2 separate regions of the Homo sapiens genome follow, and region 1 is linked to region 2. Evidence: read pairs that join two places in POLR2A ChIA-PET (ENCODE). Cell type or tissue: Panc1. All regions are shown on one strand. Links, peaks and the distances in the headings refer to the core of each region. The heading gives the core; the rest is flanking DNA. Region 1 has its middle 58 kb from the start of LINC01541. Region 2 overlaps LINC01541 (long intergenic non-protein coding RNA 1541).

Evidence for each region. ChIA-PET counts read pairs that join two places held together with the same protein. Peaks named below come from ENCODE experiments on the same cell type or tissue, not always from the same donor. Only the 100,000 strongest peaks of a DNase experiment are listed, where the experiment ranks them.
Region 1: POLR2A ChIA-PET joins it to region 2 with 8 read pairs; 2 of 35 experiments call an interaction of 5 or more read pairs at or near these places.

What each region holds. Positions count from the first base shown.
Region 1 is chr18:71,633,877-71,639,275 of GRCh38, forward strand. No RefSeq gene overlaps it. Among named protein-coding and RNA genes, the nearest start is that of LINC01541, 58 kb to the left of the region's middle. In Panc1, for the core only: no CTCF peak of the experiment used is centred there; a DNase peak (open chromatin) is centred at 2,649.
Region 2 is chr18:71,522,625-71,528,023 of GRCh38, forward strand. It overlaps LINC01541 (long intergenic non-protein coding RNA 1541), which reads right to left. Exons shown (of 5, transcript NR_038326.1): 4 at 1-632. The region is part of intron 1 of LOC107985179 (a long non-coding RNA gene); the gene reads left to right. Among named protein-coding and RNA genes, the nearest start is that of LINC01541, 54 kb to the right of the region's middle. In Panc1, for the core only: no CTCF peak of the experiment used is centred there; no DNase peak of the experiment used is centred there.

The DNA.
Region 1 (5,399 bases), core at 272-5,271, 110 kb after region 2:
TCTTCCAAAATTTTCTTGTATATTCACAATTTAAAAATAACATAAAATAATAGCCTATTAAAGATATCTTGTCATCAGCATTATCATCATTATTATTATCATTATAAAATAAAATGAGAACACACGAAATATTTGTACCACTAGGTTAAGAAATAAAGCTCTGCCATGTAATATAAAATGTCCTTATGTATTTGAATCCATTTTGTGTAACCTATTCATAATTAATCAGTAACTATTATGCAGACTATCATAGCATTCTTTCCTAACATTTTAAATATATTTTATCACTCAGTTGTGTACCACTTTTATTCCTATTCAATTTAAAATAACTTGTAAGTCTCTTTTAACCAATAAGTTCCCTTTCATTTTTATCTTTTTCTTAAAATTGCTTTTATAAAGAACCTGAGGTATTTGACATGTAGAGTCTTCCACAGCTTGGATTTTGTTGATTGCACAAGAATTTCCTCTGTTTTCTTTATTTTTTTCCAAAGAACTGCTCAATCCAAAGAATCCAGCAGACTCAGGTGCAATTTTTTTCATTAAGGTCAAATGTTGATAAAATGTCATCTTTAAAGTATAAAAGAAAGGAAACAACAACAAAGAAACAATGTTCAATCTAAAATTTATTCCAAGAGAAAACATAATTTAAAGTTAAAAAACTCATCAAATTTTAAAAATTACATAAATCATTGCTAGCATATTCATACTATAAGAAATACTAAGCTATATGTTTTTACATATAAAGGAGAAATAATAACAGTTAGGAATTTGGATTACATAAGGCAATAAAAGTGATTTGAATGATAAATAAATACTTATTCTTAAATTTTAATTACTTAAAAAGAATTTTACCCAATCTAACTATAATAAATAATTTTAACTATTTATATTAAAAAGTATTGTAATGGTTTTGGAAGTTTATCGCATACATAGAAGTAAAATATACTACAATAAAAGCACAAATGAAGAGGTATAACTTGAATGCAGACTGTGTTAGACATGCACATTGTAAAATACATAGTTAAGTGATCAGTGGATATTAAAACAGAATAATAAAAAAATTTCCAAATTCAGACATAAATAAATAGAAGAGAAAAGAAATAGAATCATATGGGACAAATGTCAGACCAAAAAAGACACATCTTTAAGTCAAATGTTTTTATAATTATATTAAATTTAAATTGTTGACACATACCAAATAAAAGGTGGCAATTATCAGATTGTAAAACAATATAACATCCCTCTGCTCTGTAGAAGGAACTATTTTACATATAAAAATGTATCACTTTCAGATAGTTTAAATTTAAAATAGTGGAAAACATATATATCATAAAAACAAATTTTTAAAAACTGTAATGACATATTAAAATTATGTTAAATGGAATTCATATATGAAGCATGTGCAGAGATACAAGATATGTTTCATAATGATAAAAATATAAATTCACCAATAAGTCATACAATCGTATATATGTATGCATCTAATAACAGTCTCAAAATATGTGAGGTTAAAATTATTTTTAAAACTAGACTGTGAGAGACAAATTCAAAATACTTGGAGGTTTCAAGATATTTCTGTGTACAATACATGTATTCAGTATTCAGGTTACAAAAATTATGTTTCTTATGTAAGTCTTACATCATCACTATATAATATGTAATATATTCAGCAAACAATTCCTGTATGCTGAATTATATAATTCTCCTATGCTGAGTACCAAAAACATTATTGAGAGGAATTAAGGAAGATCTAGTAAACATAGAAATGTGCCTGTTTCATGATGTGAAAGATTTAATATAATATTAATTTTCCATTTGTCTGTAAATTTAGTGCAACCATAATAAATATTCCAGCAAATATTTTTACAGAAATTGATAAGTGAATTTAAAAATTCACTTATGAGAATCAAAGGACCAAAAAAGCCAAAATAACTTGGTGAGAGTTTTACATTGGCTGTCTTAACCTAGCTGAATTCAAAATTAACTTTAAACCTGAAGAAATGCAGACTATTTGAAATTGGTATAAGGATAAACTTACAAACAAAATACAAGAATGGAGATTCCAAAGTAGCTCCACACATATCTGTTCAGTGGATTTTCAACAAAGGGACCAAAGCGAATTCAATGGGAAATCAGTTGTTTTCTCAAGACATGTCTTGGAAAAGTTGGATGTTCATTTTCAGAAAAATTGAACCCTGACCATCATCACACACTATCCACAAAAATTAACAAAAAATTGGTCATAGATCTAAAGCTAAAGCAAAAAAATTTCCAGAGGAAACTACGTGAGAACATCTTTGTGATCTTGAATTTGCCAGTTTTCTTGAATAGGTGAAAAAATGAATAAAATTGGAGAATTAAAAAACGGAAAACATTTGTATAGTCGCTCTTCCAAATAAAATCTACAAATAGCAATGATGCACATATTACGATTATCAATCACCATGATTTGTCATTATGGAAATCCGTATTAAAACCACACTGGAATGCCACTACACACCTGGTAGAATGCCTGCAGTCAAAAGGACCAGCAGTACTACCAGGTGCTGGTGAGGATGCGATTCAGTTGGAACATTCGTACATTGTAGATGAAAATGCAAAACCCTAACACACTTTGGGAAATATCCGACTACTTTCGATAAAGCTAAATATGCATGTGTCATATGAACCAGAAATTCCACTTTTAGGTATTTACCCAAAAGTGGTAAACACATATATACAACACACAGACTTATTCTCAAATGTTCATGATCTGTGTCAAAAGGCAAAAGGGGATGCTCATAAGCGCTGTGCTCTAGTGAGTAAAGTGGATTCCTACAGATGTACAGGAAACTAAACCCCCAACCACTTTGTGCATCTTGGAATTGAATAATTAAGTAAATAGATGACAGATGGTGGAAGCCTAGATTCCTCCTCTTCAAGTGGGACGTTAAAGACCAGGAAGGGAAGAAGCTAGAATGATTGGTACAGTAATGAATTAAAATTGAAGGCCGGGCGCGGTGGCTCACGCCTGTAATCCCAGCACTTTGGGAGGCCGAGGTGGGCGGATCATGAGGTCAGGAGATCGAGACCATCCTGGCTAACACGGTGAAACCCCGTGTCTACTAAAAATACAAAAAATTAGCCGGGCGAGGTGGCGGGCGCCTGTAATCCCAGCTACACGGGAGGCTGAGGCAGGAGAATGGCGTGAAACCAGGGGGGGCGGAGCCTGCAGTGAGCCGAGATCGCGCCACTGCACCCCAGCCTGGGCGACAGCGACACTCCGTCTCAAAAAAAAAAAAAAAAAAAAAAAAAAAAAAAAATTGAAGACATTAGTACGAGCTTGTATTGTGCATAGTACAGATACATGTGGTTACACGGAGAATGTTTGTCGATGCATGTGTATACCAGTTGGTACACAAACATATATTTCCTTGCTCTGTCAACTGAGAGGGTCCACAAACAATGGCACCCAGTACCAATAAGCATAGCTAGAGCCTCAATCTTGGTTTTTAATACTATTAATATCTTCAATAAAAGGAACTAGGGCTCCTTGGAGAAATGGCTGATTCTATGACTGGAGAAGACAATATACACAACAAGCTGAGATCTGTGTCATCTCAGAAAGCAAAAAAGTGGCATTTTTTTTTTACCAAAAAAAAAAAAAAAAAAAACTATGGAGCCCGCCAGAGACCACAGGAGCCTACTCCCACCAATAGACTAAGCTGGAAAAATTTAAGCAACAAAATACCGTATTGTAACTCAAAGTACTAATATAAACATCAGTGACTTATTGCTGATATATAAATGACTGAAAAATAAATAAATATGGAACAAGAGACAAATACCTCATGCAGAATTCCAGATAATATGTGTAGCTATGTCACTCACAAGAAGCTGGAGTGTAACTCCCCTCTTTCCAAGTGTGAGTGGTGTCTATTTACTCTTTCCAAAGAGCGCAGTTGTGGAAAGAGGGCTATGAATAATGTTAGAGTGGAGAAATGTGACAAGTATTCGCTCAGGGGGATGATCAAGGTGAACAGCAATCATCCACAGCCATGTTCATAGCACGTATTCTTGATATAATTAGACTAAAATGTCACTATTCCTTATTGGTCTTTTTTTCACGAACCCATAATCCTAGTCTAATCATGACAAACACATAAGACAAATCTCACTGTAGTGGTATTCCGCAAAATACCTCATCTGTAACTCCTGAGAACTGTCATGGTCATCAAAGGCAAGGGCAGTGTGAAAATTGTCAAGAATGAAATAAGCTTAAGACAAAATGACCAAAAGCAATGTGGTATACTAGATAGAATACAACAACAACAAAAACAAAAGATATCTAGTAAAAACTAAAAAATAATCTGAATAAAGTATGGGCTTTTTTCTATAATAGCATATCAATATTGGTTGGTTCCTTAATTCTGACAAATGTACGATACTAATATAGAGCAATAATAATAGGGGCGACTGGCTTTCAGGTATATGGAAACTCTCTGTACTATCATCTCAGTTTTTTGTAAATACAAACATCAATTTTTGTTCCCTCAAATATTTCTTTTTTCCTAATATATATATTTATTATATATAATATTTATATATATATATAAAATATATATTTATTTATTTATTTTTGAGATGAGGTTTCACTGTGTTGCCCAGGCTGGTCTCAAACTCCCAACCTCAAGGAATCCTCCTGCCTTGGCCTCCCAAAGTGCTAGGAATACAGGCCCCCACTATCTATTACCTCCGTATTTTCCATGGCATGCTCTTTAATCTTTCTAACTAGAAATTCAACTGCTCTAACTACCAAGTTTTCACTTTCACTTTTGAAATGGTTTCTACAATTAATATTTTGTATGGTTTTCCCTAATTCCTCACTTCTCATAAATGACTTGTCTCCTGCTATGTAGTTACTACTTTCACCACCACATTAAAATAGCTAGGGTGATGGTCACACCTGACATCCTTTCAATATCTTGCCCAACCTGCCTGTGGCACTTGGAATGAATTGGCTCACCTCTACTAATTTCCAAAATACTACTCTTTGGTTTTGCACTTGGCTCTTTGACTTCCTACTGCAGTTTTCTATTTTTTCCCAAGATTCTCTTATTCCATTTTTCTCCAACATGTCTGTGTTCTCTAAAGTTGCGTGAACTCTGGACACCCTAGTCTATTTCCCAGTAATTGATAACCACTTTTATGAATAATCTGAAATCTGGGATTCTGGTCTCATATTTCTCTTTTGATTGCTAAACTTTAATAATTAATTGTCTGATTTTTTCAGTCCCTTCATTCATAAACTGATTATTAGGGGCCTATTAAAAATGCAAATATTTTATTCAGAGTTCATTTTGCATAACTGGAATACTTTCATCAGTGCATCAGAAAACGCTGATAAACAACACAGCAGT
Region 2 (5,399 bases), core at 287-5,286:
ATCTCTGGTTTTCAAGCATTTCTATAAAATAACAAGCTTAGTGTGATGGTTAATACTGAGTGTCAACTTGATTGGATGGAAGGAAGCAAAATATTAATCCTGAGTGTGTCTGTGAGGGTGTTGCCAAAGGAGATAAACATTTGAGTCAGTGTGCTGGGAAAGGCAGACCCACCCTTAATCTGGGTGGGCACCATCTAATCAGCTGCCATTGCAGCTAGGATATGAAACAGGCAGAAAAACGTGAAAAGTCTTGACTGGCTTAGCCTCCCAGCCTACATCTATCTCCTGTGCTGGATGCTTCCTGCCCTTGAACATTGAACTCCAAGTTTGTCATCTTTGGGATTCAGACTGGCTTCCTTGTTCCTCAGCTTACAGATGGCCCGGCCTGTTGTGGGACCTTGTGATTGTGTGAGTTAATACTCCTTAATAAACTCCCTTTTATTTATATGTATATATATGTGTGTGTGTGTGTGTTTGTGTGTGTATATATATTCTATTAGTTCTGTCCCTTAGAGAATCCTGACTAATACACTTAGCTTCTCCTTGTCTCTTTCTTTTGATCTTCTGTGAAGCCCTGGCTTGACTTTTCCTGGAAACTTTTCCTGTGACAGTGCATGTATCACAAGATGGCCCTGTCAAAGATACATCATATTAATTACAATATGTGATATTCAGTAGGAACCCAAACAGTACAACAGATAATGGCAAAAGATAAACAACATTTCTAAGTAAAATAAAGTTCTGAAATGCTTTGAATTGAGGCATAAATGCCTTACTGACAGTCCAAAAATGACCTATAAAATCCCGAAGCATTCACCTATCTAAAATTCTGAAAGTTATGATTTCTGTGACAACATAATTTTTATTTACTTTGCATTTTCCTGAAAAGAATTATCAAGTTCACTAAGGCAAAAATGTTATGAAAGAAATTAAATGAGCCTCAAAGCTGAGTCTCAGATCAATAGCAGGAAGTGCCCATGAAATTTATTATATATCGCTTACCAGTGTCTTCTAACCCCTGCAGAACTATTCAATCTGCTGTTACACACATACAATTTCCACAGTACTGGAATGGCAATAAATACTGCTGAAAAAATCTGATCTCTCACCAACTCATTGAGCCCCTTTCATGATTTATGTTCAATCTGGAGCCCACCAAGGAATGAAGATAATAAAAATCTAGGCCAGAGTAATAGAGTTGCCCTGACAAATTCCATGCTGCGACAGAAGCTCCTTCACATTCTCCTCTGCACAAAGAGTATGAGACTTGCCAGGCAAAAATCTAGAATGAGACTTTTCTCCAAGTCTCTCCATTGTATCTCCCAAATATTGATAATTAAGGGGGTAATTTTGAGACAGTTCTTCCCAGGAGATTTTTCTTTTTTTGGCTCATGGATCCTTTAATTATTTGATATATAGTTTTTTAAAAATGAAATGACACAAACTAATGCTCCGCAGCTTTTTCTATCCATTACCTGACATTTTAGAGCAACATTTCTGAGAAACGCCTTAGTCCTGAGACATTCACAGATGTTACATATAATTAATATACTTTAATTGCGATGAAGACAAAACATGCTCTTTAAATCCATTCACAGAGACATGTGTTTCTTTTCATTGGCAAGTTCACAATTACAGTGACTTTCTCAATTGTTTAAAATTGCTATTTTATTCTTATTCCTCTTCACTTGGAGCTTATCCAGTCAACTTAATTGTTGCAGACTTTAACACTGTCACCTTTTTATATCCCTGCAATTAACACAATGAATGTGTGAAATGCTCTCTTCTGTAAAATAACCACAGTCACAATGACACACAGACACACTGACACACACACACACACACACACACACACACACACAAAACTTATAAAATCAGCCTCTCTTAACCTAAAAGGAAGAAGATAAAATTGTATCAATATTCCCATAAGCTGTGTTTCACAGTATCTCTGAACACATATCAAACCCTTAATAGCTAAGTGTTCTACTAGTTTAATTAGTTTTCCTCACTCTATATGAGTAGTATTCCCAACAACGCAGCATTACATTTTGTGTCTCAAATTCAGTAAAGGAAAGCTTCATATATAAAACAGAACAGTGCTCTAAGCATTAGAGGAGGAAGATTTAGAACACTCTCTGTTCCCCATCTACTCTGTGACATGTAACATTTTGCTAATCGCAAATAGCCCTTGATAGAGATATTTGGAAATGGAAGCATTGCGCGTGTGTATGTTTCTTCTGCTAGCTGTTATTGGAAGAGATGCGTGTAGTGTTTTGCATTGACAGTAAAACTACTGTACCTTGCAAGAAAGTGTTTAGAATTTAACTAAAACTTCGGGGAGGATTGCAAAATAAAATGTTAGCCATATTTTTGGACATAAAGAAAACGTGTCTAAATTATGTGGAAAAACTCTACAAGGTGATGAAATCAGTACTCAAGTGAAATATGGTTTAAAATATGTACTTTGGAAAAAAATAAACATTATAAAATGAATAAAAGCAGAAATTTTGATTAAATATAGAAATAAAATGTAGTCTTCTTTCCTAAATACACAAGAGTTTAAGCATGGAGTGGTAAAAATCAATACGAAATTCACCAATAATCACACATAAAGAAGGTAAGCCAAATATTCAATTACATATTATTTCATTGGTATTTACCTTTTGCTTGATAGTGTTTCAAACACTGTTATGTATTATTTCATTTAATCCTCAAAATATCCCTATGAGGGAGATTTTTATACCCGTGGAGGCGCAGAGAACCTAAGACACTTACTATCAGAATTATAGTCTTACCCAAATAAATGTATAAATATATTACAATAAGGAAGCTTTTATCTAGTAGATATTAATTATATTTTAAGTCACTGAATTTCGCTGAAAAAACAAGATAAAATACAGAAACTTACCTGATTATTATATAATTTCATATAAGATGTCATTATTTATAAGTGATTAAATAATATTGCATCTAGTAAATATTGCAGATAAATTTGGCTGCCAAGAGTAAATAAATTCTAATTTCAGAGCATTTATCAAAGTTAATTCTAGGTATAACATGATAAAAATAAAACACTTCCAACTGCAGAGAATATTTTTAAGCATGAAAGGAATAATTCATAATTATCCCATAATTTGTAAGAACAATATGAATAAATTTATGGATATAAATGTTAAATATATATTTAGATACATGTTTAAAATTGAATGTTAAATTCAGACTGTGAAAATATTGAAAGAAAAATTGGTAGACAAAGGGTTTACAATTTACAGTATATATGGAAACTTTATCATGCAGATAAGAATAAGGCAGAAAGAAGGAGGAAAAAAAGGAAAGATGGAAAGAAGGAAGAAAGAAAAGAAGGAAGGAAAATTTAATAAAATAAGGAAAAAGGAAGTACAGAATATTAATTGGCAATCAGAAATCAGACAATTCTAATGGTCCATAAACTAAGAAAACGTACTAACCTTATCAGTAACCCATAGCGTGCAGATTCAAATAGAAGTAAATTATCATTTTTAGCTGATATTTGGGTTGTGGATTGGGAGCAGAGGAAATAGAAAAATATCATTAAAAAGAAAAAATGATGTCGCTTGCATATTGTAGTGAAAGTGAGAATAACTATCATGTTTTCTAAAGTACCCTGGCACGCTGTTACCAAATTATAAATTCATATTACCTTTGCTTCATAAATCCCACTTTGGGAGTCTATTTCACAGAAATAAAAGCACCAGAACATGAATATGCACTCCATGGTAGGTCTGCAAACGCTGTTGGAGTCAGGAGGCTTGGCTCCTCTTGTTGGACAGGGTGTGAAAGGTTAATCCACGAAATGCATAACAGTTTTTTGCCCAAAATGTCTACTTAATTGCACATTGAGTAGCTGTAACAAACTGTGAACATACCAGTAGAATTTAATTAAGTATATGCAAACTATCTCTGAGAGTCTTAAAATTTTCTAAAATTTCATGTATTGAAAATAACAGATAATAAATTTTAATGTAAGGCAATATCAAAGCACATTAAATTATTTTGAGAGGATGAGGATTGCAATCACAATCTTACTCTACAGAATCATTCTGAAACTTCAATAAGGATGTTGACTTCAACAATGAATCAAATGATTCTTTGTTGCTCCCCATGACATACAAAAAGCTGTGTTTGTTTATGAGGCAAAATCTGGCTTATAGCACCACACTACATTTCGGACTCTTTCGTTTTGTAATTGTGTTTTTTAGTCACCTTATTTATTTGTCATGACATCTATATTGCCTTTTAACAACAATTCCCAGTTGATAATCTTAAATGTGCCCAAATTAATGTGATGGTTGTCTTTGGTGTTTTAATTAAGACATTTTTAGAAGTAATAGATAAAAATTTTTGGACACTTTTTGTGGCTTGGAATTGTTGTGAACACTTTACATATACTAATTTTAATTCTCTCAACAAACCTTTTAAATATTGCCATAGCATTGTTCTTGTTGTATAGAACAGAATAAACAAGCCACAGACAAATTTGGCCAGGTCATCCAGCTACAAAATGTTACCGTGGGATTTGAGTCTAGGCAATTTGCTCCCAGAACCCAAATACTTGACCGCATTTTCATCTTTAGATACCCATCAACACATAGTTTAAGGCTCATTACAATGTATAATGCTGTACATATCACTTAGAAACTTGATTTAATTATGCAAAGATATTGCCTAATATCAAGTGTCTCAGTGCTAGTGGTATTTCATGGTTTGGGTTGCTGCAGAAAAGAATTTGCCATCATAAATTCAATTCCTATTTCTACCATACAATATTTGAGTGATGTTAAGCAAGATGCAAAAAAATTATAAGTTTAGTTTTCTACCCAAAGGTAAATGAAAAATGTCTACACTATAGAATTCTTGTGCGGAGTAAATGAACTAATAGACAAGAAAAACTTTCTGGAAAAATTCACCACGTAGAGATTTAAAGAAAAGCTATGAACATAGTAAAGATAGTTTTCATATACCATAATTATTGGGCATTTATTATGGATTGGGAAGTTATCCTTGTGGTTAGTATCTTTCATTGTTGTAATACATTTATCATACTTAATGAACCACAATTGAATATCATTATTAACTAACATCCGTACTTGATTCAGGTTTCCTTGGATTTTACCTAATGTCCTTTTTCAGTTTCTGTATCCCATACGGTATACCACATCACATTTAGTTGCCGTGTATCTTGACTGTAATAATTTTTTTAAACCTTCTTTATTTCTGAAGACCTTGACTGTTTCAGGAGTAGTGGTCAGGTGTTTTGTAGAACGTGTCTCAATTAGAATTTGCTGACTTGGTCTCACAGTTAGCCTGGGGTTATGGGATTTGGGGAAGAAGACCAGAAGTAAAGTGCCATTATCTTCACA